2 separate regions of the Homo sapiens genome follow, and region 1 is linked to region 2. A link is a loop called in an ENCODE intact Hi-C map of the cell type or tissue named here. Cell type or tissue: HepG2. All regions are shown on one strand. Each heading gives the region's core, and the rest is flanking DNA. Links, peaks and the distances in the headings are about the cores only. Region 1 overlaps SMC3 (structural maintenance of chromosomes 3). Region 2 overlaps ADD3 (adducin 3).

Region 1 (11,170 bases), core at 2,233-10,232, 460 kb after region 2:
AACATGGTGAAACCCCATCTCTACTAAAAATACAAAAAATTAGCTGGGTGTGGTGGCGCACACCTGTAATCCCAACAACTCAGAAGGCTGAGGCATGAGAATGGCTTAAACCTGGGAGGCAGAGGGTGCAGTGAGCCAAGATCACACCCCTGCACTCCAGCCTGGGTGATAGAGCAAGATCCTGTCTCAAAAAAAAAGAAAAATTTATTTTCAATTATTTTATAGTTTTTTAAATAGTTGGTTTGTTCAATTAAGAGTCCAGACAGGGTTCGTACTTGATATTTAGTTGATGTCTCTGAAATGTGATCATATAGCAGGGGTTCTTAACCTTTTTTGCAGTGTGGACTGCTTTGGCTGTTTGAAGCATATGGATCCTTCACAATTTTTTTTTTAATTTTTAAATTTATTTTTTTTTTACTTTTTTCCACAACAAAAGCCACATTCAACACAATTTTTAATGCATAAATTAAAATACTTTGGATCACAAAGGAGATGAATTGTATTCGCATGGTTATTATTTTAAAAAATATTATATAATTATTTAATGTATTCAAAAAACAAGATAGTAGTGGGTCTAATAGCTACCATAAGTTTGAAGTACTGATACATGTAAACAATATTTTGACATCTGACAAGTGTTACCTAATATGAAAATAGCTCTTCTTTTGGTAGTCACAGATACTAATACTACTACTGTGGTTCTTGTCGTGTTCGTTATAGAAGGGAAATGCTAAATCTCATTTTGAGGTTAATAAAAATAAAGATGTAAATTTTTTTCCTACTCAGATCACAGATCTTCTGAATTTTATCTTTGAAATCCAGGTTAAGAACCTCCAGTATATAGGTTTAGTTTACCTGCCCTCAATTTTTTTTTTCCTCTTTATTTGTTGAAGAAAGCAGGTAAACCCATCTCCCCCCAAGCTTTGTTTCTGTATATGTACGTTTTGTTGTGGTTGTTTTTGAACCATCCAAGAATAAGTAAAACATCATGTCATGTCATCTCTAAAATTTAAGCATGCATCTCCTAACAATAAGAACATTCTTTTGTATAGCCACAGTATCATTGTTACACCTAAGAAATTTAACATTAACCTAATATCCTCTAAAAAGTATCCATATTCAAGTTTTCTCAATTATCCTAAAATATTTTTCTATTTAGGATTAAATCAAGTATGCATATAGTGTCTTCTCTTTATTTTTTTTTTTTGAGATGGAGTTTCGAGCCCAGGCTGGAGTGCAGTGGCATGATCTCAGCTCACTACAACCTCCGCCTCGCAGGTTCAAGCGATTCTCCTGCCTCAGCCTCCCAAGTAGCTGGGATTACAGACATGCGCCACTATGCCCGGCTAATTTTGTATTTAGTAGAGACGGGGTTTCTCTATGTTGGTCAGGCTGGTCTCGAACTCCTGACCTCAGGTGATCTGCCTGCCTCAACCTCCCAAAGTGCTGGGATTACAGGCATGACCACCATGCCCGGTCTAGATTCTTTAAATATAAGACAGTTCCTCCTGCTCCCTTCTCCCCACCCAGAGAAATCCAGAAAAGTTCCATTTTCTGGATTTGTCTTATTGCTTCCTCATCATTGTTTAAATATTGTTGGCATGAATGCTACATGAATGATATGTACTTATGGTGTCATATAATGTGTCCCATTGTTAGTGATACTAGGTTTGATCACCTGCAGATCTCTCCGTTGTAAAGGTATCCCTTTGCCCCTTTGTAATTTAATAATATGTGAGATTATTCTTCAAGTCAGGTTCTCCCAACAACTTCAGTTGCTTTAGCACTTTGTTGACTCTTGCCTGAATCAGTTGTTACACTGGGGGGTTTCAAAATGGTGATTCATAAATTCTGTTATTGCTGCTGCATTTATTAGCTGTCACTCTTCTGTAGAAAAGAGTCTCCAATTTTCATTTTTTAAAAAAGTATCACTGTGATTCATGAATTTTTTTTTTTTAATTCAATATGTTATTACATTGGTATTGTTATTTTGATGCTCAAATTTTCCCAAATATGGCCAGTGGAAATTTCAAGCTAGGTCCTGTGTCCTACTAATATTTCCTCTTTAGTCTTCACTTCCTTCCCCTCTGGTAGATGTTCAGGTTCAACTGGAGGTTCTTTTTTTTTTTTTTTTTTTTTTAAAGACTGCAAATTTTGGCTGGGCACAGTGGCTTGACTCTGTAATCCTAGATACTTAAGAGGCTAAAGCATGAGGATCACTTGAGGGCAGGAGTTCGAGAACCGCCTGGGCACATAGCAAGACCTGGTCTCTACAAAAAAGGTGTGGTGGTGCACACCTGTAGTCCTAGCCACTCAGGAGGCTGAAGCAGGAGGATCACTTGAATCCAGGAGTTTGAGGTTGCAGTGAGCTATGACCGCACCACTGCACTCCAGCCTGAGCAACAAGAGCAAGACCCTGTCTCAAAAAAAAAAAAAAAAAAAATCTAGCATTGAAAAGCAAAATTTTTTCAGGGTGGTTTAAATTACTTTCAATTCTCATTATCTACTTAAAGCCTGTAGGTTAGTTTTTTTGTTATAAGTCAATTTATCATTGAATAAAAAAGTTGTACAGACCTATTACATATGTTTTGTTTATAGGTGACCAAGTCAGCCATCGGGGTGCTCTAACTGGGGGTTATTATGACACAAGGAAGTCTCGACTTGAATTGCAAAAAGATGTTAGAAAAGCAGAAGAAGAACTAGGTGAACTTGAAGCAAAGCTCAATGAAAACCTGCGCAGAAATATTGAAAATATCTTTTTGTTTTGTGCATAGTGATAGATATTGTGGGGGAAGAACTGTGTTTTGGTTGCCATATATAATCTTTTGTTTTTTCACATATTAAAAATTTCTTGTGTTTTAAGTTCAAGAGCTTATGTTTGTTTAGCTTTTGAAGACTAAAAGCTATTTTAATGATTCTTTGCTTAAGTGTTAAGTAGCTAATACCATGAAGTCACTTGGAAGAAAAGAACCCATAGAACACAAAAATAAAGGTTGTATCAGGCAAAGAAAGAGGAAACTGAGAAGGATCAGTTTGTGAATTGTACAAGTAAAACCTTGGTAGTTTTTTTTTTTTTCCCTTCTTCCCTGTTGAATTTATGTAAGCAAGAGATACTGTTTTAAGGAAGAGAGTGGGGGCGGCATCAGTAATGTTACATATTGCTTAGAAGTCAAATATATAAGGACTGGCATTTTATTGTACTTGTACAGTGGCACAGGCCTGTAGTCCCAGCTACTTGGGAGGCTGAGGCAGGAGGATCACTTGAGCCTGGGAGGTGGAGGTTGCGGTGAGCTGAGATCACACCACTGCACTCCAGCCTGGGTGACAAAGTGGGACCCTGTCTCAAAAAAAAAAAAAAAGGTGACAGGGGAGGGTGAAAAATGTTAGATTTTACTGTCTTGAAGTTATTTGGTGCAGATTTAATGTTAGTGGAGGAAATGGCTGTCAGATAACCAAGTCGGAGTAGCCATAGTTTTTTTTTTTACATAAAAATGGTGCTGCATGAGGAGTGGTTAGTTCAGTTCACAAATGAAACAATTGTATATGTGGATTTTCTTAAAACCACCATGGTGCTTTGGTATAAGAAGTACTTTATGTGTGCTTTCCATTTTGCCACACAAGTTGAAAAATATAGGTACTTGAGCATCAAGAATAGATATAAAGTTAATGATTTTTAACTGCTTCAGGTGAAACTGGAATTTTTTTAAAACTGCAGATTTATAACTTCTGTGCCATCAGTGCAAGCACAGAAAAAGAAAAATAAGCACCTGAGCTTTGACCTTGCAGGGGTCTGCATATCGCACTTTAAAGAACTGCCTGAATTTGGCAAGATGTTAACACAAAGAGCGTATGGGGAAATACTGAGGAAAAGGAGGATGTTGACAGTGTATACCAGCTGTCTTCCTGTGTTTGATAATCCAGCTAGATTGAATTATTCCACACATGGCAAGAACTCTTCATACATAAACCCTTAACATAGTGCCTTAAGCATAGTAACAGTAAACATTTGTTGAATGAAAAGATATTTAAAAGTATGTAATATTGTTAGATTTCACCTAACCTCCTTTATGGTTTTCCAAGAATTTGTTTTGTATAACTTTTAGTAAAACAGTATACATGTTATTCTGAGAGTGAAATGGGGTGAAATGTTTCAAGCTTCTTTATGATTGAATGCATTTTGGGTAATATAGTTCAGCATTGTTTTGGTCCATAAATTTGAGGACATAAATGTTATTTGGGGGTAAAGAAAAGGAAGGGATACATGGTGTTGTGTCTAAAAAGAATTAAGAACATACGATATATTTACAACCTGGAGATAATTTTCCTTAGCCTTGTATATGGATTAATAATGAAATTGATCAGTTGATGAACCAAATGCAACAGATCGAGACCCAGCAAAGGAAATTTAAAGCATCTAGAGATAGCATATTATCAGAAATGAAGATGCTAAAAGAGAAGAGGCAGCAGTCAGAGAAAACCTTCATGCCTAAGGTTCGTAAGTATATCTTTGGTTATAGATCGATTGTTACAGATTAATAATATGGAAATATGAATCATACATTATATGGGTTATCCTTGAATTTTATGTTTCATTTTTGTTTGGACCCATACTTTTTTTTTTTGAAGACAGAGTCTCTTTCTGTCTCACCCAGGCTGGAGTGCAGTGGTGCGTTCTCAGCTCACTGCAGCCTCCACCTCCTGGGTTCAAGCGATTTTCCTGTCTCAGCCTCCTGAGTAGCTGGGACTACAGACATACGCCACCACATCCGGCTAATTTTGTGTTTTTAGTAGACATGGGGTTTCACCATGTTGTCCAGGCTTGTCTCAAACTCCTGACCTCAGATGATCCACCTGCCTTGCCCTCCCGAAGTGCTGGGATTACAAGTGTGAGCCACTGTGCCCAGGCTAGACCCATACTTTTGGATATCTACATCTATTTTACCATTCTTAAACCCATGGATACCCAAAGTCTCCTATTGTTGGCACGTTCAAACTTTCCACCTTCATTGAACAAATAGGCATTTGAAGCTGTGACATAAGAGTACTGTCTGATGGTCAGTTTTTGTCAGTAACCATTTTTATCTGAAGCACAATGGAATTAGTTGAATATTTGATTCCGTTTTGTCCAGATTGTATTAAAATTAGAAAGCAAACTTATAAGTGATAGTGTGTTATTGGTCTCATAAACTTGACAGTTTTGACAAATCTTTTACTTAGTATAATACTAAAACTACAAAGAGCTTAAAAAAAAAAAAAAAGATGTGCCTACAGTTGTACCATCCCAACCATATTCTGACAACTTTTTATTTTTTGAGGGGGATGGAGTCTCGCCCTATCGCCCAGGCTGGAGTGCAATGGCGTGATCTCGGCTTACTGCAACCTCCACTTCCTGGGTTCAAGCAATTCTCCTGCCTCGGCCTCCAGAGTAGCTGGGATTGCAGGCGTGTGCCTCCACACCCAGCTAATTTTTGTATTTTCAGTATAGACGGGTTTCACCATGTTGGCCAGGCTCGTCTCGAACTCCTGACCTCGTGATCCACCCACCTTGGCCTCCCAAAGTGCTGGGGTTACAGGCGTGAGCCACTGCGCCCGGCAACTTTTTGTTCTTATAATATGCCTGAAGATTTTTGTATAGTTTAATCATGGAATATGATCTGCCCCACCCTGCCCCACCTATACTATTACATCATATTTTTCTTGTTGCTAGAGTCCTAATTACCAAATTAATAGGCACCTAATATTTGAGTTGATATGTCTATATATTTAGCTCAATCAAATATAGATTGTTTTAAAATTTTCACTATAAGTAATACAGTGGCTAATACCTTACTAATAAATGGATAATGTCATATAGCAACGTAGCTTACAGAGTTTGGAGGCAAGCTTGCATGCTATGGAGTCTACCAGAGAGTCATTGAAAGCAGAACTGGGAACTGATTTGCTTTCTCAACTGAGTTTGGAAGATCAGAAGAGAGTAGATGCACTGAATGATGAGATTCGTCAACTTCAGCAGGTAAGTAGACAGCTGACTGGAAAAAGAATTCGTTAGTAATTGGCTATTGTGAAAAGGGCCTTTCTTGCTAACTAGGGCAATATGAAAGAAAAGAACTGAGAAAATATTAAAATGAGGCTTGGACTTTTAATATACATAGGAGTAAATAAGATTTTGTTTTTCTAAACCAATCTAGCTAGGTTAGGATTATACAAGAAATTTTCATTTCCTTAAAATTTAGTTAATTAGCATTACTTATTAGTTGTAAGTATTGCTATGAGTTTGAGCTTGTTAGCCTTACCATATTTATCTTACTGCCTTTACATATTTAATGTTTTGATCAAGCATTTTAATTGATTTTTAAAACTGCATAGATGTAAACTACCAACACCGATTCTAAAAAATGAAAAGCATTTAAAGAAACTGTTTTTGACAGCATGCGTTATAAAAAGGGCCAGCCACAAAAATTTAACATTATGAATTGATAAGAGAAAAATGAAGAAAGTATAGGGCTTTTTTGAAGAATATAACATATTAAACTTCATTTCAGCTCACATGAGCACAAGTACTAGAGAGGACAGCAAATGAGCACCATTCCTGTGTGTGAAATGTACATGCTTATATAGACAACTTTTTCTTAATTCTAGGAAAACAGACAGTTGCTAAATGAAAGAATTAAATTAGAAGGTATTATTACTCGAGTAGAGACTTATCTCAATGAGAATCTGAGAAAACGCTTGGACCAAGTAGAACAGGTGTGTATGTGTTTTTTTTTTTTTTTTTAAGGGCTCCTTGGTGGCCATGACCTATTGCAAGTGGTTATATCAGAGGCTCTGATTGAAAGCATGGGCTTTGGGGACAGAAAGCTTAGTGTCTTGTGGGCCTTGGGTTGGAATTCTGCCACCTAGTGTGTGATTTTGGACAAGTCACTATTTCTAAGCCTCAGTTTCTTGTGTGAATTAAGCATTATCATACTTGTTTTATATAATTGCTATCCTGACACATTCTAAGTACTTTGTTAATATTTTTTCAGTGGTGGTTAGATGCTTAGAAATTTTCTAGTAATTGTGTCTTTTTTTTCTTCCCTTTAATGGATACTTCTAAGTATTTGTAATTATATGATGTATTTATATTTTTTTGTTTTCTTGAATGTTTATTCAGACAATAGCCATAGAAAATGTTGGCAGTCATAACATTTGAAACTAATGGAATTTGTATTTTTTGTTACAGGAACTTAATGAGCTGAGAGAGACAGAAGGGGGTACTGTTCTCACAGCCACAACATCAGAACTTGAAGCCATCAATAAAAGAGTAAAAGACACTATGGCACGATCAGAAGGTGAATTTTTATGTAGTAAAATTTTGTTTATATGCATGTTTTATAAAATTGTTTACTACAGAATGAAATGTCCAAATAGGCAGAAGCATATGCTAATGATTTTTTGTTTTCCATTATAAACAATGTATAGCAAATGGAATTTAGGAAGTTGACTATAAATAGTAACTTTTGTTTTACTGAAATGTTTATGACAATTTTGAGACCATAAATGATTCATTTTGTTGATAAAATATGAAATACCTGACGAAAGTTTCTCATCACTTAGTTGTTAGAAAATAACTATAGTTTATAAGCATTAACATTGAATAATGAAAATTATATATTTGAGTGACTCATATATACTTCTAATTTTGTACTGACTTAACATGGTTCATAAATTTTCACAGAAAATTTTAAACACAAAACCTAAAACCTATTTTGGTAGGTTTGATCATAAAAATCTATACTCAACATATAACACTGGCTTTATAGGTATTATAGCCTAATTTTGTTTCCCCCCATCTTAGATTTGGACAATTCCATTGATAAAACAGAAGCTGGAATTAAGGAGCTTCAGAAGAGTATGGAGCGCTGGAAAAATATGGAAAAAGAACATATGGATGCTATAAATCATGATACTAAAGAACTGGAAAAGATGACAAATCGGCAAGGCATGCTATTGAAGAAGAAAGAAGAGTGTATGAAGAAAATTCGAGAACTTGGATCACTTCCCCAGGAAGCATTTGAAAAGTACCAGACACTGAGCCTCAAACAGGTTGGTTTTAAATTTGAAGTCTTGTTACAAATTGCTCAGTATATAAATTTATTTATATGAATACATATTTTCTCTTTATAGTTGTTTCGAAAACTTGAGCAGTGCAACACAGAATTAAAGAAGTACAGCCATGTTAACAAAAAGGCTTTGGATCAGTTTGTAAATTTCTCCGAGCAGAAAGAAAAGTTAATAAAGCGTCAAGAAGAGTTAGATAGGGGTTACAAATCAATCATGGAACTGATGAATGTACTTGAACTTCGGAAATATGAAGCTATTCAGTTAACTTTCAAACAGGTATGTTTCGCTTTGTAGTTAAAACATACACACAGAGGACAAAAGCTTCCAGCTCTTTTCAGTTTGTAAAGATTTTAAAGCTGTTTTCCTCATTACCAGGTGAATCTAATACATGTGAACAAACCTAGCATATAGGTTTACAGTAACTTGAATGTTTTACACAGCCCTTAGAAGGATCTAGTCTGTTATCCTTGTTCTTAAGATTAAAAAATAATTGGTTGCTTTTAAATATTTTACTTAAGTGTTATATATAATTCTAAGCAAAATTTATATTTCAATCTGCTTTTGTTTTAAGGTATCTAAGAACTTCAGTGAAGTATTCCAGAAGTTAGTACCTGGTGGCAAAGCTACTTTGGTGATGAAGAAAGGAGATGTGGAGGGCAGTCAGTCTCAAGATGAAGGAGAAGGGAGTGGTGAGAGTGAGAGGGGTTCTGGCTCACAAAGCAGTGTCCCATCAGTTGACCAGTTTACTGGAGTTGGAATTAGGGTAAAATACCTTTATATTCCATTTTCCTCAGAGCATTACCATAATAGAATTTATAGTATCTTTTGCAAATCTGATTGGTGCATTATATGCAAGTTACTTTTGAAAGATGGTGGTGATTCTGCCCTTTAGGATATTAACTCATAATATGTTTATTTTTAGGTGTCATTTACAGGAAAACAAGGTGAAATGAGAGAAATGCAACAGCTTTCAGGTGGACAGAAATCCTTGGTAGCCCTTGCTCTGATTTTTGCCATTCAGAAATGTGACCCGGCTCCATTTTACTTGTTTGATGAAATTGACCAGGCTCTGGATGCTCAGCACAGAAAGGCTGTGTCAGGTACAGTTTCAGTACAGTTTTGGTTTTGTATTTAACAATAAGCTGGTAATATTTGCTGATGTATATATGAAAAAATCAAACTCAGGCAGTTTTGAATTTTAGTAAGAGTAAAGATAGTTGCTTTTTAAATTTTCAGATCTGCTGAAAAGAAATTTGTTAAAGCACAATTTTCTTTTTACAGATATGATTATGGAACTTGCTGTACATGCTCAGTTTATTACAACTACTTTTAGGCCTGAACTGCTTGAGTCAGCTGACAAATTCTATGGTGTAAAGTTCAGAAATAAGGTAATTTTATTTTACATTGAGTTTAAGTTTGTATTTATTCAATTATATTTGTTGAATTCTGATTTTATGTTACTTAAATAGTGAAAGAAAACTTAGAAAGTCTTTGCTTATCTGATGTCTTTGTAAAGAAAGAACTTTTCCTTCAAATAACTATGAAGTTTAGCAGTATTTTATGGCGTTGCATTGGTTTTATTTTCATTGGCATTAATAAACAATATCTTTCTGTCCAGTCTATTCAATGCTTCTGTAATGCACAGTCTTTAACAATTATATATGTTCATTTGTATAGACTGCATAGCTCTTCCTGGGTGTCTTCCCAACCTTAAAATTCTTGATGAAATAGCAAAGTAATAGAAAGTGAACAAAAAGGTAGTTTAGATGTTTAGGCATGATATTTATTTCTTCAGAGCATTAAAATACATATTTTTTAAATCTATGCATTGAACAAACACCACTGTAAATAAAGGTTTTATAAGTCAGTGCTTCAGAATTATTTTCCTTCATATGTAAAATATAGGTGATAGGCCGGGCGCAATGGCTCATGCCTGTAATCCCAGCACTTTGGGAGGCCAAGGCAGGTAGATAACCAGGTCAGGAGTTTGAGACCAACGTGGCCAGTATGGTGAAACCCCCGTCTCTACTAAAAATACAAAAATTAGCTGGGCATGCTGGCGTGCACCTGTCGTCCCAGCTACTTGGGAGTCTGAGGCAGAATAATTGCTTGAACCTGGGAGGCGGAGGTAGCAGTGAGCCAAGATGGTGCCACTGCACTCCAGCCTGGGCAACAGAGCAAGACTCCATCTCAAAAAAAAAAAAAAAAAAAAAAACTAAAAATTAAAAAATGTAGTTAAATGTAGTTGATAGGCTGTATATATTTACCCTATACAATGTAAACACTGATGTAATTAACAGATTTTTGTTTTTAACATTTATTCTTCAGGTTAGTCATATTGATGTGATCACAGCAGAGATGGCCAAAGACTTTGTAGAAGATGATACCACACATGGTTAATTGGAAAATACTACCTACTGGTTTGGGAGATGTATATAGTAATATGATTCTCATACCCAGGAACTGTAAATTTAAACCTAAATATTTGGCCAATAGTTTTCAGACTTAAAGCATCATAGTCCTTTTATATTTGTCTTTGTATTTTATAAGATACTCTGTAATGTCATGTTTGTACTGATAGTTTAAGAATTTAATTTCCTGTACAACTTTTTGTAAAATGTTCTGCTCCTATTTTAAATGTTTTGAAACATGCTAAATATTCTTTCCTAATTATTTTATCACTTATACTACCTTTTTTATAGCTTCAATTAAATAATCGGTTTTATGACTAATATAGTGTTTTATGTGGCTTTTCATTTGTCATAGTCTCTTCCAGTGAGAACACTAATCAGATTGGATGTAAGGCCTCATTTTAACTTAATCACCTCTTTAAAAGACCTGTCTCCAAATACAGTTAAATTTGAGGTATTGAGGGTTAGGACTTCAACATGTGAGTTTGGGAAGGGAAGCACAAAATCAGCCCCTACCATGGTATATTTATCATTGATACATTACTATCAACTAAGCTCAAGATTTTATTCAGATTTGACTAGTTTTTCCACTAAGGCCCTTTTTCTTTTCTAGGATCCCACAGAGGATACATTACATTTACTTACATCTCCTCTAG
Region 2 (11,170 bases), core at 223-8,222:
TGTGGAATTAAACATCTCCCAATCAGCAGCATGAAATCTTTTTCAGTATTGATTGCCAAATGATCCCAAAACTAGAGAAAAATATGTTGTCTTCCTCATTTATACTTAATTGATTTACAATGAAACTGTTATTTCATCAAACTGGGATTATCTAGCTTTTGCTCTTTGGTTTAACAACTTTGTTCCTTTCCCCTTTATATCATTAAAGAAAATTAGCTTCTTGCTAATAGATCACAGTTTATTAAAATAATGATCTGTCTTCATTGGAATCAAAGTAATGCCTTATTACATTGCTAAAACATTTCAGTTTTGTAAAGTAGAGCAAAAATGTTAAGTATGTAAAATAACCCCCAAAAAACCCTCCCCTTTCGTAGAAAACCATGAGCTGTTTTCCAAGAGCTTCATCTCCATGGAAGTGCCTGTCATGGTAGTAAATGGCAAGGATGATATGCATGATGTTGAAGATGAGCTTGCTAAGCGAGTGAGTAGGTTAAGCACAAGTACAACCATAGAAAACATCGAGATTACTATTAAGTCTCCAGAGAAAATCGAAGAAGTCCTGTCACCTGAAGGCTCCCCTTCAAAATCGCCATCCAAGAAAAAGAAGAAATTCCGCACTCCTTCTTTTCTGAAAAAGAACAAAAAAAAGGAGAAAGTTGAGGCCTAAATAAAGTCTTTTTATAATTATTATTATAACAATGTGACATTGCACATCTAAATACCACATTTAAGTTGATCATTAATATGCAATGGTAGATCAGATTGGGGGATGTAGCAAACTGGACTTTAAGAACTGGAAAGAGGTTTTACAAAAGAAAAACTTTCAGATTCATCTCTCATTTTATATGTCCAGAAATGGCTTTGAATTTTAAGCAATTACTAGTTTTAATTAGCTCTGCCCTCATGAAGTATTATTATAATTCACCATAAACAGCTATCTGTCTGAATTACTTCAGGCCTTCTCCATAATATCTGTTAGAAAGAAATTGCCAGTGAGCAAGTGAGAATTTTTATTTCTCAATACCTGCTTCACTTGATAATCATATTATAATTTTTTATCATGATTATTGACTATATTTTTGGAGTCCCATTGTTTCAGTGGGCATTAACAGAATGCTTTAAAAACTTCTAAGACAAGAATCTATAGCATTAGTATACACTGGCACATAATTTTTTAAAAAGTTTTAAGAAAAGATTCATTTGGAATTTTATTCACAGTATAAAATTTCCTCACCTGAAGTAACTTTGTTTGCCAAAAAAGTTGTTTTAATAAACTATAATTTTTGAAAACTTCCTTTTTTATTAGTTTAGAAAGCCCCTTATTTTTCAACAAAGGGGATTTTGTACACATAACATGGGTTATTTAGTTTAACTCTGGCAAAAAAAAAAAAAAAAATTTTGTATGTTGATGTTTGTATACCGTTCAGTATAAAAGTGTCCTAAGCATATTAGCCAATCTTTTCACAGTAGAGCATACTTAAGGCTGCTTGGTACTGAGTATACTTAAATATAACTCCAGAATCCAGGGACTTGGTGTTAAAACAGGATTAGAGCATGTAAAGGTACATCTAGATTCATATTTGAATCTTAAACTGTATTTTTCTCTTAGTATTGCTAATGAGTAAAGAAAAGTCTCATAAGGTAGCCAAATGAAAAAGAATGAAAGGGAAAGTGAAAAATTAAGGGGACAAAAGATGGGATGTGAAAAGAAGAATTCTAGTTTGATGGTGACTCATATTCACGATAGGATACAAAGTGTGATTTGTTGGAAACATGTCCCAAATTTCTAAAATTCTGCTTCTCTGCCAAAAGCAATGTCTTTCTTGGTTGATATTTGAGTTTTAAAAGGGTCAAATCTTTCTAATTTTTTGTATCTTTAGAGGGCAGCACTAGAAGAAATCAGCAGGTCTAATCCCACCAGTAAGAAAACTACCACTTCTTGATTTTTACAGATTTAAAAAAATCTTTTCAGTGACCTTTCTTTTTAATGTAAATACAAATTTAAACCTAGGCTTAATATAGGCGTTTCCCCTTTCACCCAAGTGATGTCACAGTTCGATGCAAAATCAATGATCCAGAATGATCGTGGGTAAAAATAACTCAAAGTGTTTCTTAAGGGTGAGTTGGCATGCAAAAAATTACATTGATTACAGTGTGTTTTGGAGCTGGCTCTGTTTGTGTGCATATGATAATGCAGAGTTGAGCCAGAGCCTGGAAATGTCATTCTAGATCTCACTAACTACTGGAATCAGTGTTTTAATCTCTTGGTGGAAACTTTCAGTTGCTTAACTCTCTATTGGAAGATTTTTTTAATGTTCTACATCATTTATGTTGTATTACAATGTATGTAGAAATAGTAACCTGTGAACTATGCTTTTCCATAACTTTTTAAAAATATATATATCTAAATGAATGCAATGTGCATAAATATTTTTTAAACATAACAGTGAACTATTGCACCTTTTGCTAATGCCTCTATTTACTTGCTTTGGCATAAAGAATGAGCCAATGAACCTCTGTGTCCTGTGGAAAAATGTATAAATGTTATCTGATATTGCTCTTAGATGTAATGCTAATTAATGTTAAATCACAAATAAACAGTATTTTAAATATACGGACTTGTATCATGAGGTTTCCATTCACAGGTGGTTACTTAGCCTATTCATGGTCTGTTGAGTTTTATACTTCAGTGAAACTTGGTAAGTTATTGATGCTTCTGAATAAAGAATGTCCTGATAAATATATTTTCAAATTAGTTGAAAATTATATATATATACAAAACCTGTCTTTTTTCAGCTTATGTTAGAGGAGATATTCCCTGAGAGACCTGTTTTGTCTCTTGATAATGGGTATGGCAGCCTCTATCAATGTAGAATAGATGTTGCAGGATATGTACCTCTCTGATTTTTAATGTATTTGTTGTACAAATAACAATGTAATAGAAAAACAGCAGAAAGAGTAGAAAGTAGTTCACAATTTTATCACATTCACTTTTTTTTTTTTTTTTTTGAAACGGAGTCTCACTCTTGCCCAGTCTGGAGTGCAGTGGCACAAACTTGGTTCACTGCAACCTCCGCCTCCCACGTTCAAGTGATTCTCATGCGTCAGCCTGTTGAGTAACTGGGATTACAGGCATGCGGCACCATGCCCAACTAATTTTTGTATTTTTAGTAGAGACAGAGTTTTGCCATGTTGGTCAGGCTGGTCCTGAACTCCTGACTTCAAACAGTCCACCCACCTCGGCCTCCCAAAGTGCTGGGATTACAGGTGTAAGCCACTGTGCCCAGCCTTTTTTCCTTTTTGACATGGTCGCCCAGGCTGGAGTGCAGTGGTGTGATCATAGCTCAATGCAGCCTCAAACTCCTGGGCTCAAGTGATCTTCCTTCCTTAGCCTCCCAAGTAGCTTGGACTACAGGCATGCACCACCACACCCAGCTATTTTGTTTCTTTGTTTTTTGTTGAGACAGGATCTCACCGTGTTATCCTGGATTCAAGTGATGCTCTTGCCTCAGCCTTTCAAATCATAAGGATTATAGACGTGAGCCACCATGTCTGGTCCATATTCACATTTAAAAAAATTATATTCCCTTCCAGCTATTATCTAGTTATATATATTTATATATATATCATTTATATGTAGGTGTTTTTTATATATTATGGTGTGAATGTAATTTTTCAGGGTTTTTTTTCCTACTTAGATAACACATCTAGATTTTCAAACTAAATCTGTCATATGAATAACTTCTTGTGATTATTTTTCTACTTTGCCCTAAAAATACAGTACAAGAGGAGGATAACATGTTAATTGAGGGCTCTGGTTAATTGAAGTTTTTACTATAATTACCCATTATAAAAATGAAGGGTTTGGTCAGAGAAAAATAGTCATAGTCTTGGGCATATTTAATTATTACCTTGGCTTGTAAATCACCCTGTGGTAAAAAATTGCTATTTTAGAAAGATGCTCATTTCAAAATTCCCTTTCATAAAGCAACAAAGGCGATTATCTTCAGTTCTCACTTGAGAGTCAATATAGTAGAAAAGTTCGCATGTGCCTTTTCTTCATTGATTAGTATTTTCATTCAGGGAATAAAAACCAAACTGATAAAATTTGTGACAGCACTGGCTTCTCTTAACATCAGGCCCCTTTTTCCCCCCCACATAGGCAGAAAATACAGACTGGTTATTTCTTTTCAAACTCAAGGTTGATACATACACATATCCAAGTTGCAATCTTGGCCAAACTGGGATTTTGATAAAAACAGTCTTGTTTGTGGCCACTAGAGGGAGTAATAGATCTAACAATCCAATGTTTCCATTCCTTGCACTGAACTTCCCTATTTAGTCTGTAGGCACCATGTTTGTTGTGAAATACCCAGAACTTGAAAGAGAAGGCATTTCCTTTGTTGTTTATTCTCCTCAGTAGATCGTTCTCGACTTTGTTTCCTTAGCAGGTCTCATTACAGATATCACCCACAGTGGAGAACACATAGAAAGTTGTGGTGTGCTCTCAGAGGCTGTGATAGGATATGACACCTCAGAGTTTTCATACCTGTGAGTGACAAGACAATGCCTTCTTCAATAATTGACTTTTTTTTTTCTTTTTTACTAAGGAGCTAACCGATAATATTTTTTGTTGATGCCTTCTGTGTACCAAACGTTAGGCTAAATGCTTTTCATATATGACTTCATTTGGCCTTCCCAGTATCCCAACAAAGTAGATGATATTATTCCCATTTTGTAGATAATGAAACTAAGGCTTGTAGAAGATGAAAAGTAGGTGGTAGGATTCCACCCATAGAGATTCAGACTTCTATAATTACTCATGCCATCTGTGTGCCAGACCCTGTGTGGCTGCAGTACATTTCCATGGTTTTTAGGAAGAGGCAGTTATCTTAGTTTGGACTGTAAGTCAAGCCACGGTGAACTTGTATTTTGATATAAGTAGATTTGGGATCAAACATTGACTTTTGATTTGGAAGACTTTTTTCCCTAACAAATCACCTCAAGAATGAAGAAATTGGTGGATACCTGAGAAGCAGGAATGACCTGTGGTGATAGCAACCTTTAGGATAAAGAACCAGCTCCTAAATCTTACACCATGACACCTGGAAGACAAGTTATCATACTTTTGCTTAAGATGCAGCAGAGACTTGAGAAGAAGCCCTTTTTCTTTTTCTTTTCTTCTTGATTTCCATTATTGGAAACAGAAGAAACATTCTAAGGAAAATGTTTTTAAAACCAGAAAAGGTAGCTTAATCTAGTTACAGAAGTCATTTTAAAGATCAGAAATACACTGTATCTACAATTTTATTTAAATGAGTGTAATTGAAGATGGTCTGTCTTGGAGAAAAACAATGTAGAAGCCTTTTGGGGAAACTTGATAGAAAAAAACCCTGAATTTGCATACTCTTACTTTCAAAGGGGTTTCATTTCTAAGAGCTGACCATTAGGGGGCAATAGTGGATCTAAATTTAGTTTTAGTTCATTGAGGGAACTCCTTCGAAGTATTTTTGGGCTTGATTTAGAACTCTATTTTGATTATGCATTGCTAGGTGCAGTCTAAGGTTGAGGAAAGTTTATAGATACCAGATTATTTTATTTGTTCCTTATAGCCTGGTTATCTTGTTCTGACTTTGTAAGAATTATCCTTCTGAGAGCTGGTGCTTACCTAATGTCATACACTTCATGGGGGCGCTAAGCCCGGATTCAAGAAAAGGTCTTCAAGTCTTCATTTCATGCTTGTCATACCACAGTTTTCCTTGGAAACCCATCAGGGCATAACCTACGAATGGATAAAATAGATAATAGATACATTTTCTAAAGTTTACTGCAAATTGTGATGTTTAGAACTTTATTACGGGAACAGTTTAGAGAAACACATTGCAAGACCAAGCCTAATTATTATTTATCCATAGTTGTTTCCTAAAGTTTCAAGTTTTTAGATGCTCCATGAGTCTTTACAGTATTGTCTCAAGTTGCTGATTTCTTTACTGTTGGAACCTCTAATATTTTAAATGCCATTTACACTTCAAGTGACAAACGGGCACATTTTGATATTCTGTACCAAAAAAAAAAAAAAAAAAAGCTTTTTTTATCTAGCAGAAAAATAGATGGATATATATCCAGTCCACAATTCCTTTTTATTTAACAAAAAGTTTAGTATGAAAATATACATGATCCAATTTTTACGTCATAGTAAAATAGGCCCTTCGGGGAGAGGTCATGGATTTCTCTGCAAAACAGCCTTGATTTATACTCATCCCAAGGCTTCTAACATGATACAATTTCCTCATATCACCATGAGGAATATCATTCTGTTACCCACTAGTTGCAATCTCCACACATCCATCAATCAAAAGATTCATAAAGGGATCAAATCCCTGCAATATTCCTTAGACATGTCTGTCACCAGTTAAATCCAGCAATAATTCTTGTCTATTCATTTTTCCAACTCAGGAAAGAGATCCTTGCTCATGGTGTTGACTCCATGGACTCAGAGCTGCCATGACACAATTTTCACCCTCCTTCACGCTCCCGAAGTAGGCCTGGCCCACAATTATTTTTAAGGCCTATATAATTTCTGGTTGGGTAAGTCTTTATACTGAAGCTGTGGTGAAGGGGGTTTTTGTTGTTCTTGTTGTTTTGAGATGGAGTCTCACTCTGTGCCCAAGCTGGAATGCAGTGGTGCGATCTTGGCTCACTACAACCTCCGCCTCCTGGGTTCAAGCGATTCTCCTGCCTCAGCCTCCCAAGTAGCTGGGATTACAGGTGCCCACCACCACACCTGGCTAATTTTTGTATTTTTAGTAGAAATAGAGTTTCACCATGTTGTCCAGGCTGGTCTTGAACTCCTGACCTCAGGTGATCCACCCGCTTCAGTCTCCCAAAGTGCTGGGATTACAGGCGTGAGCCACCATGCCCGTCCCGTGAAAGTTACTAAGTTGCCTTTTTGTTTCTAGATTTTATTTTTACACAAACGGTTTTGTCATTCTCCAGAGTCGGTCCTGACCTTGCTTCTGATGGTAAGAAAACCTCTCCAGTGCTATATGACTGCTGTCACGAGGCAAAATACTCGTTCCTTGCTGAACAACATGCTTTAATAGCATTGGTTTTATTCATCTAATTTGAACGTGTATTGAAGAATATTAGATTTCTAAGAAACTCTAGGATTTTTTAAAAAGTGTTTATGAAATGGCAGAATCAATATGTAGTACAAACTTGCAGCACCAGATGAAAGGACTTATAGGCAAGATTTTCCTCATTGTCTATATTAGACTCGCACTCAAAAAGCTGGTAAATATGTCAGCCCTATAGAAAGACCATTGCAGAGTGTTAATTGGACTTCTTAGACCAAACAGTGTCCCTTCAGATTGATATTTAGACTTGAAATTTTTGAGAAAAACTTGGATTTCCCAAAGCAATATAACATATCCTAGCAGATAGGGATGGAAATTAGGAAGTAGTACAGTTATAAAATGCAGGCTTTATTATTATTTTTTTCTTTGAGACAGTCTCACTCTGTCGCGCCCAGGCTGGAGTGCAGTGGCATGATCTCGGCTCACTGCAACCTCCGCTTCCCAGGTTCAAGCAATTCTCCCGCCTGTCTCCCAAGTAGCTGGGATTACAGTTGCCCACCACCACGCCCAGTTAATTTTTTGTATTTTTAGTAGAGACAAGTTTTCACCGTATTGGCCAGGCTGGTCTGGAACTCCTGGCAGTTGATCCACCTGCTTTGGCCTCCCAAAGTGCTGGAATTACAGGCATGAGCCACTGCACCCAGCAAAATGCAGGCCTTAAGAGGCAGACTCAGCCGGGCCCAAGTAATCCCAGCACATTGGGAGGCCGAGGCGGGCGGATCACGAAGTCAGGGAATTGAGACCATCCTGGCCAGCATGGTGAAACCCCCTCTCTACTAAAGATACAAAAATTAGCTGGGCATGGTGGTGCACGCCTGTAGTCCCAGCTACTCGGGAGGCTGAGGCAGGAGAATCGCTTGAACCTGGGAGGCAGAGGTTGCAGTGAGCCGAGACTGTGCCACTGCACTCCAGCCTGGCAACAGAGCGAGACTCCATCTCAAAAAAAGGGCAGGCTCTTTTGGATTTCCCTCTGGTACTCCTGACTTATCTTTTCTGGGTTTATAAAACAAATATAGTGACAGTCCCCAGCCTGGACCTGGAGCTACAGTTCTGCTAGACTCTTCTCAATGGTTTTCTGGCTGTGTTCTGTCCTTCCTTGAAGACCATTTTCTTTCATAGACAGTCAAGATCTAAACTAATTGTTTTTTTTTTTTTTTCCAAAAGCAATAGCTTCTGAAGATTTTCACTAAGCAGGAGCTAGGGAGGAAGTAGTTGTTGCGTGCTATAACTCACCCCTTTCCTGTTGAGTAATGCTGTAGAGGTTGGATTCAGTGGCAACTGGCTTGCTAGACTTTGACTTCAGAGTAGATGAGCTCCTAGTTTTATGAGAGAACATGTAGATACAGCCAGCTTGTTGGCATGCACAGGCAGTCTCTTCCAAAGGTGTTTGCTGGACTAAGGAGTTAAAGTTCAACATTTCTTCCTACCTGATTTCTGTTTTGGAAATGTTGGCTTCAATTGTTTCAACTGAAATAAAGGTCATTTGAGGCTATTAGGATAACCAAGACTGTATCCCAAATATTATCTACTGGTCCACATCGCGGGGAGGGGTAAGACTCACTGCACCCGGATGTTTGGGTATCTTAAGCCTTTTAAATTATTTAATTTAAAATATCCTGTGTGGTAATTGAGATGTTTTGTTTTTAAATTATTTTTAAAATAGTGTTTTACTTTAGAACATATTTTCAAAATATGAAATTTTTTGATATGTAGGTATGGTCGTGTGTCTCCATTTTGACCTTTAAGTTAATATTGAGCAAGGGTATATGCACATGTACTTGCCAAAGCCAAGCTGAGCATGGGTCAATTAACTGCAGAGGAACAGGGCAGGCTGGGTGGGGCAAGCTCAGGAATTCTACCCACTCACTGAGCAAAGTCAGGCACTGGGGGAACAGCTTGAGCTGGAGAGCTAGTAGGAAGCCCAGCCCAGCCAGTGAAACATGGAGCCTCGAGAACATAGCCATCGGCCAAAAGCGTAGTCTGGTAAATGGTCTGCATCAGGGAAGTGGGAGTCCCAGTCAGGATTCTGGAGTAAGAAAGCAGGATGGCAGAAGCCCAGTAGCATGTGTAGGAGTGCCAGCCACAGGCTTAGCTCTAAGAGCAGCGCTTCCTCTACTTCCTGTGGGGTAATGGCAAGATCATGGCAGGACCTCAGGCTTAAGGGGCCTGGGTATAGTTAGCAGTTCCTCAAGACAGGAACTCGGATAGAAGGAAAATGACAGATGGGAATCCTGTTATCAGAACTGAGGTACACAATACTGCTCAGAATTCCAGAAGCCAGGCAGTGCTCAGAGCCAAGACAAGGTCAGGACTGGCCTGGGGACAGGCTTGGCTTGGTGCCCAGTGAGTCCCAGAGCCAGGAGCTAGAGCTACCTCAGTTCCGCTGGCCTCATTAGGACTAGTCCTGGACACCACAGCCAGGTAAGTCGGTCAAGTGGCCCTAGTCGTTGTGGGAGAGGCACACTGCAGAGACAGGGAAGGGCCCTGACATGGCTTTCACAATGGAAGCAACCCTGTGTGATAACAAGACAGCCACGTAAGAGTGGCTGCAGGAATGAGTTAATATTTCACACCAGAACCTACCTGAGGACTAGCAAAGATGAATAAGCAAAGGCCAAGTGCTACTGAAACACTCGCTGTGAAGATGGCCCCATGTTTCCTGTGAACTAATTTTCCAATCGGGAGGCAGTTTCACTATAGAAAAATTTAGCTCCAGTGATGTCTCTGCCCTTCCCCGCCCCCAACCCCGCCACCCTCTTACCAGGAGTCACTATAAGATGCACCTCAAGAACACTAATTGAATAGAAGAGAATCGAAGACAGTGGTCTGTGTTTCCTCCTCCTATAAAAAATGAGGCTATGATTTTATGCTGGCAAAACACCTTCGATTCCACATGGCGTCCTCCATAACCCTCTGGTTGTGGCAATAGCCGTTTGCCACTGAGTCAGAGGCCTCTCTGATTTGTCTTGCCACATCCACCCAAATAATGACCTCTCAGTTCACTCCTCCAACCTGCTTCCGGAGAGAATGGCTTCCTTAGGACCGTACCTGTAGCAGCTCCAATCTGTCATCATCTGGGGGACTCAGGAGCCAGCTGCATGAGTCATCCAGTCCTCTACTCCCACAGTTGTCCATAGAACACCTAGCCCTGCCACCTGGCAAGCCAGCCTTCTTTCCCACCCCATCTTCCCCAACCTGGGTACCCAGCAGAAGACATATACCCTCCCAGTGACCGCCTTAGCTCTCCAAGCACCCTTCTCCACCTGGGCACACTGATAGAGGATGTTTCCTTTCATCAAAATGACTTCTTCCTTTACCAAACTCCAGTAGCACTTCAGGATCATACTTAGCCTGTCTTGTAAGCATTATTGATTATGCATCTGTCTCCCCTACAAGATCATAAGCTCTGGGAAAGCAGGGACTGTATATACCTTGTTCATCCTTTTGTCCTTCACCATGCATGGCCAAAAATAGATTCTTCCTTTCTGTTGCTCACAAGGGACAACACTGTTCATGTTGGTGACATGTTAATAACATGTACATAGCAGAAAGATGTTCTCATATATCTTAAATAGTGAAAGTCAGGAAGTGGCTTAGGGTGAAAATCCTCCTTGGAGCCATTAGTCTGATCTATAAAGCTAATAATAATAATAGCTACAGTTTATCAAGTGCCTACCATGTAGGCTTTGTACTACATGTTTTAATTACATTATCTCATTTAATCCTCAATCATGCACTATATGGTTATCCACCAAAGGGGGAAACAGGTTTAGAGAGAGGCTAAGGAATTTTTCTCATTTCACCACTTAGTAAGTGGATTCAGACTCTTAAGTCTGTTTCTAACTGTTATGCCAGGTTATTCACTGAGTGCAGCCTTCTTGCCAGCTGGTAGGAAAATCAGGTATTAGAGCTTGCAGCAACATCACAGAAGCCTTCCCCAACTTGTCTCTCTCATGGCTAAAGTGGCTTCTAGGTGAGAAAGAGTTCGCATCCCCACTGGCATTTGCTAATCTAGGGTGCAGAGGGCCTTCCAG

The links. Peaks named below come from ENCODE experiments on the same cell type or tissue, not always from the same donor. Only the 100,000 strongest peaks of a DNase experiment are listed, where the experiment ranks them.
Region 1: a loop joins it to region 2, with 4 times the contacts of the local background. A loop is called at or near these places in 6 of 110 quality-filtered maps.

The regions. Positions count from the first base shown.
Region 1 is chr10:110,593,800-110,604,969 of GRCh38, forward strand. It overlaps SMC3 (structural maintenance of chromosomes 3), which reads left to right. Exons shown (of 29, transcript NM_005445.4): 19 at 2,599-2,751; 20 at 4,340-4,491; 21 at 5,855-6,013; 22 at 6,640-6,747; 23 at 7,223-7,331; 24 at 7,838-8,085; 25 at 8,167-8,379; 26 at 8,675-8,866; 27 at 9,026-9,203; 28 at 9,385-9,491; 29 at 10,432-11,170. The coding sequence ends at 10,503. Among named protein-coding and RNA genes, the nearest start is that of SMC3, 32 kb to the left of the region's middle. In HepG2, for the core only: a CTCF peak has its summit at 6,883 (motif pointing left); a DNase peak (open chromatin) is centred at 6,862.
Region 2 is chr10:110,132,952-110,144,121 of GRCh38, forward strand. It overlaps ADD3 (adducin 3), which reads left to right. Exons shown (of 15, transcript NM_016824.5): 15 at 375-2,614. The coding sequence ends at 667. It also overlaps the pseudogene SNRPGP12. Among named protein-coding and RNA genes, the nearest start is that of MXI1, 69 kb to the right of the region's middle. In HepG2, for the core only: CTCF peaks have their summits at 4,288 (motif pointing right) and 5,446 (motif pointing right); DNase peaks (open chromatin) are centred at 4,340 and 5,460.